2 separate regions of the Homo sapiens genome follow, and region 1 is linked to region 2. The links are chromatin contacts, found by Hi-C in ENCODE. All regions are on one chromosome and are shown on one strand. Each heading gives the region's core, a stretch centred on a gene start or an enhancer-like site at or near the end of the contact. The rest is flanking DNA. Distances are from core to core; before and after follow the strand shown. Region 1 holds the start of PJVK (pejvakin). Region 2 holds the start of DCAF17 (DDB1 and CUL4 associated factor 17).

Region 1 (2,715 bases), core at 16-2,515, 7.0 Mb after region 2:
AGAGGTCTCAGTTTCAGAGCCTGTTCCTCACAGCTGTCTGGCAAAAAGAGAACTTTTCCGAACTGAAAAGCAACACCAAGTATTGACTGCCAACCCACTCGGTCATCCAGGTTAACTGTGTATACAGACCTGTGCAGGTTATGTCACCAACGGTTACTCTGAAGGTGAAAGTGGGCACGTGTATTTGCACATCAGATCTTTCACATTCATAAACTGGGATGTTCTTGGTCTTCATGCCGTATTCGTGTAATACCTGAATCGGTGTTTTCCCTGGCTTAGCTGTTATCATCTTCCCCAAACTGCAAAAACCACAAAAAGGTGTGCTTTGCATGCCAAATTGGAGATTGAAGCAGAAGCGTAGAGGCCAGTTTTAACCGCCACCGACGGTGACGAGGGAGGCGCCGAGTTCCCCGGAGGCCAGGGCCAGAGCTGGCGAGGCTGGGGCGCACCTGTCTTCCGGCCCCGCTGCGGCAGTCACTCCGCAGGAGCAGGCGGGGTGAGCGAGGTCTTTAGAGAGAGCACTTGAATGCGGGTAGGAGAGATTCTCAACAGAACAGGGCTGGCAGCAGCGCCGCAGCCTCTCAGGGAAAACCTGACGATCCCTTCCCGGGCGCGCCGACCGAGCGTCACCTCCGCCCGCCCCGCGCGCCGCCAGGGACCACGAGAGGGGCGGGGCCCGGCCGCAGACCCCAACCCTCGCCGCCGAGAGGGCGGGGCCGAGCACCCACAGCCGCGGAGGCGTGGGCGCCGGGCACGGCTTTACCCAGAATGCCTCTGGAGGGCCGGCTCCCCGCGCCCCGGCCCTGCCGCCCAACGCTCCCGGCCCTGGGGCCCTGACTGCCCGCACGCTGACCTGAAGGTCCCACTGTCCTCGCGCTCCAGCGGCGGGGCCTCGGCGCGGTGCCTGCTCTGGGACATGGCGAGAAGGGACGGCTCAGCGGCTGGAGGAAGAGCGGTGCGGAGCGACGTGCTCGCTCCCCGGGTCGCTGGTCCCCGGGAGGAGCTCCAGCGCCGCCACCTCCTCCGACTCCCCCGCCTCCTGCTTGCGTTGCTCCAGCGAGGGGGCAGGCAGGGTGGGGGCGGAGCCTTGGTGCCGTAGCTCCGGCTACGCCCCCTCGCTGCTCCTCTGCGGGCCTCCGTCCCGGCCCAACTCCGCCCCTGTCCCTTCCAGGGTCCGCCCCCTTCCCGCCCGGCTCCGCCCCGCTCCCGCGTGGGCACAGGCATTGGGCTCCCGGGGGTTCTCCGCGCCCGCCCCTGCCGGCCCTGACCAGCCTGTAGTAACTGGCCCCTAGGCCGCAGTTCTTTGTCCTTAGCAGGAGGCCGTTTCTTGCCGGGAGAGAGGGATTAGAGGGATTGTCCGGCGTGGGTCTAGGGTCGTTGAGGCCTAAAGTTAAGCCTTTGTGGGGAGGACGGATTGGGGGCTGGGTCACTTTAAGAAAAAGATTCTAAAATTACGAAGGCAGAATTCCAGGGAGTCTCCCGGGCCTGGTCCTGAAGCTTGAGACCCCGGATATATACGCTCCAGGGGGCTGCGGTGCGCTCTTCGGGTCCCCGAGCCCTGTGTTTAGGAACACGCGGGGACGTCCAAACACCCGCTCCTCTCCCGCCGGGCGGGCTCCTTTGTCTTCTGGGCTTTCGTCGCGAGATGGAACGCTGGGTCAGTGCATCCCAGCAAAACACGTTAGGAGTAAACGAAGGCCTTTCCGGGGACCTGGGTAGTCGGTTGTAATGGCGTTTGCCTGGGATGCAGCACCTTTGGTGGGCCATTAGATGACGTGTCGCTTCTCCAGGGGCTTGCTAGGCACTAGCAGAAATGCTCCCCTGTGCTTACTCGGTGTTATGGAAGATTGCTTGCACAATGCTATTCGTACGAAAGGATATTATTAAAAGTGATTTATGGGCGGGCGCGGTGGCTCACGCCTGTAATCCCAGCACTTTAGGAGGCCGAGGCTGGCGGATCGCCTGAAGTAAGCAGTTCGAGACCAGCCTGGCCAACATGGTGAAACCCTGTCTCTACTAAAAATACAAAAATTAGCCGGGCGTGGTGGCATGCGCCTGTAATCCCAGCTACTCGGGAGGCTAAAGCAGGAGAATCGCTTGAACCCGGGAGGCAAATGTTGCAGTGAGCCGAGATCGCGCCACTGCACTCCAGCCTGGGCGACAGAGTCAGACTCCCTCTCAAAAAAAAAAAAAAAAAAAAAAGCGATTTGTTGTTTTGTTAGCATGTAAGCCCTGGATGCTTGAAACAAGTGAAAGATGTTCAGAATCTAATCAAATTATATCATCTGATGCTTTAATTAGAGCCTATTCTCTCTTCCTCTCCGTCTATATATGTATGTATATAGATTACTATCCATCACTGTTTTAATGGATATCTTATTGGAAGGGCTACATAGTCAGTATTTCACAATATATGAACTCCGCATAACACCTATGGCAAAACATTTCAGCACTCAGGTAAAATTCATTTTTTGCCACAAAATTACTTAAAAACAGGCCAGAACTTTATATAGCTCTTGTTAAAGGTTAAGTAGCTGGGATAATAATGAAACAAAAAGATGCAGCAGGACTCCATTTCAAAGAGAGAGAGTCTGTGTGCCCAACTTCAGAGTAAGAAACCACTAGGTAATAGTTTATATAGTTACTTATATGTAATGTGGCTTTATTTTTTAAATAAAGATTTGCATATAATTGTTTATATCTGTGAATTTATAT
Region 2 (2,854 bases), core at 250-2,749:
TACTAAACACTTAAACTGTGACCCAACACACTCACCCAGTACTGTAAGTACTCACTTAATGTCATCAACAGATTTTTGGAAACTGACTGTAAGCAAAATGACATATAACAAAACCATTTTTACCATAGGCCAATTGATATAAACAAAAGTTAAGTTCCTATAACATATTTCTGGTCACAAAAACATCACCAAACTCCTAAATACAAACCAAAACACTTCTAATATTAAACATTGAAATAAATGGGAGCTATACATACATTTAAGGAAGATTAATAAAAACAAGTAAGATAGTTATTTACCTAATTATTCCAGTTCAGGGTCGAGGGTGGCTGAAGCCTATCCCCTCAGCTCAGGGTGCAAGGTGGGAACCAACCCTTGGACACGACGACATTCCATCGCAGGGAGCACTCACACTCACACTCAGACAGGAAACACAGACAAGGCCAATTCATCCAGCCTGCACTGAGATGTGGGAGGCAGTACCCTGGGGTACCTGGTGAAAACCCATGCAGACGTGGGGAGAAGGGGCAAGATCCACACAAACAGTAGCCCCGGTAGGAAATTATTATTTTTTCTCATCAAGTTATACAAAATGACACTGAACGAAAAAATGCGATTCAAGGACCTGCTGTACTGTACTTTTTGCTCTGCCAGTCAGGTGCGATCGCTGGCTTTCTTTGAGCACCTATGAACAAGAGGTAGCATGCCCAAGTCCACGTGGGAGATACAGCGGCCCCACCCTTAAGGGACTTAGAGCATGGCGGTGGGACACATGTGGTGCAAGCTTGCTGAAAGTTTAGTGTGCTGGGAACTTTGAACATACAGGCAGGGCTAGTTAACAAAGTATATCTTTTACTTAGAGACATCGACGAGGAATATCTTAGGCCGTCCAATAAGAATGTAAGCATTTCATATTTTATTCCCTATAAAGAAAAAAGAATGGAGGCGAGAGGAAATGAAATGAAGCAATTATCGCAAAACCAGTCAGTGTCCCCGCAGGCCACCCAAGGACAAGCCTCCGGGAAAGAGTAACTCAATCCCAGTTTGGAGGGTGAAACTAAGAGTGAATGGGAAGCCAGCATCTTCCTAATACAAAAGCACAGTTTACCGTCCCCCTCAGCCAACATGCGGCTGAAGGGAAAGCCGCGGGGCGTACCTTTAGCACGGGACGCTGCTTTGGGGGGATCGCCCTCGACACAGCGCCCCTCCCGGCACCTGGCCAGAACCTCCCAGGGCGAAGGTCGGGGCCGAGAAGCTTGTGAGTACCGGGGCAGTGAGGGAGGGATCCCTAAGTGCAGGGCGCACACACGGGGCGGAGACCTGGAGGCGGCAGCACCGCGCCCCCAGGGCTCTGCCCAGCTAGCCACTCGCAGCACAGAGAAGCGCGCCCGCAAGACAGCGCAGCCTCCGCGGGCCGGAGGAGGCGGGGCCGCGGCAGGCAGAGGCAGGGCCGGGCAAGCCCTCGCTCCCCGCCGCCTGACGGGAATTGTAGTTCCTGGGAGAAGCCGGGCTGCCTCACGAGGCACTAGGAACTACATTTCCCGGTGAGAGAGCGGCTCCGGCCGGCCGCGCGGTACCGGAGCGTCGCACTGTCAGCGGCCAGAGAGCCTGGGGCAGATCGAAAAGGGAGTGCTTCTTCCCTTCTCTCCGCGCTCTGGCGGTGCAAGCGGCTCTGCTTTCCCTCGCCCCGCCGTCGGGTGCTCCCTGCCCGCCTCCCCGTGTCAGCTTTCCCTGGGCCCCGCCGGGAAAGTCTGGGCCTCGAAATTCGAAGGCAGCGGCGGCTGCCCAGCACGGGAGTGTGGGGCGCGCCACTCGGCGGCCCAGCCTACCCAGGGCCCGGCCCGCGCCTCCATGGGCCCGACCCGGAAGCCCAACGTGTGCAGCCGGCTGAGTCGCCGGGCGCTGGGCTGCTTCTCGCGCGACGCAGGCGTGGTGCAGAGGACCAACCTGGGCATCCTGCGGGCGCTGGTGTGCCAGGTGACCGCCAGCCGGCCGGGGCGGGACGGAGGGCCGCGGGCGCGCGGCGGCCGAGCCTCCTGCGGGGATGCGGTTTTAACGCGCTGGGGCCTCCCTTTATAGGGTCACATGTGATGGGGAGGAGGATACAAGCCCGGAATCTGGGATAGGTGGTAATAGGGCCACCAGCTGCTTTTAGTTTTACGCTTCTTATGTCTTACCTGGAAACAATTATTCTAAAAGTTGGTCACCTCATTAAGCCAAAACATGAGGGCAGAGTGGAGGAAGGATGCAAAAAGTTTTAAAATAATATAGGTGACATTATGTTGCTTTGAAAATTTAAAATCTAACTTAAAGCCTAAGAGTTCTTTCCTGAACGGAAATTCTTTATGTCTTTTAGGAAAGTACTAAATTTAAGAATGTCTGGACAACTCATTCCAGGTCACCTATAGCCTATGAGAGAGGAAGAATATATTTTGACAATTATCGGCGCTGTGTCAGCAGGTAACTTTTTATTGATAATTTTGCTGTAATTCACCTCACTGTTGATCTTAACTATAATTTGTATAGAACCACATGCCTACATTAGTGCCTAGTGAAATAGAATGAAAAAAATGGGTCCGAAATAAGACTAGGCAGTAAAAAATGCATGTAATTTTAAAATCTTGTTAAATCTAAAGTTGCAGGTGTCATTTTTGTAAATACCAACTTAAAGCAAAACTACAGTGCAGGCAAAACCACAGATTGTTCAGAGTACTGTTTAGTGTTTAGTCTACTTATACCACAGTCAAGAAATCCAGTTGCCAATCAAATAATTAGATGCTGCTTTGGAGAATTGATGGATTGTGTTTTGGAAGTACTTGCCTTTTTTTTTTTTTTTTAGAGAAATTTTTTCAAA

The links. A loop is a pair of places that touch in the nucleus more often than their neighbours do. Pooled maps may share reads with other maps.
Region 1: a loop to region 2 is called in a pooled map, with 16 times the contacts of the local background. The contact joins the promoter of PJVK here to the promoter of DCAF17 in region 2. A Hi-C loop is called at or near these places in 4 of 50 pooled maps.

Annotation. Positions count from the first base shown.
Region 1 is chr2:178,450,113-178,452,827 of GRCh38, forward strand. It overlaps PJVK (pejvakin), which reads left to right and starts at 1,266. Exons shown (of 7, transcript NM_001042702.5): 1 at 1,266-1,657. It overlaps PRKRA (protein activator of interferon induced protein kinase EIF2AK2), which reads right to left and starts at 1,063. Exons shown (of 8, transcript NM_003690.5): 1 at 854-1,063; 2 at 130-299. The coding sequence starts at 918. RefSeq lists an enhancer at 219-793 and a silencer at 556-1,335.
Region 2 is chr2:171,432,727-171,435,580 of GRCh38, forward strand. It overlaps DCAF17 (DDB1 and CUL4 associated factor 17), which reads left to right and starts at 1,500. Exons shown (of 14, transcript NM_025000.4): 1 at 1,500-1,977; 2 at 2,357-2,460. The coding sequence starts at 1,852. METTL8 (methyltransferase 8, tRNA N3-cytidine) reads right to left here and starts at 1,264. Exons shown (of 10, transcript NM_001321154.2): 1 at 1,157-1,264. RefSeq lists enhancers at 498-667, 645-1,205, 878-947, 1,767-2,326 and a silencer at 1,258-2,167.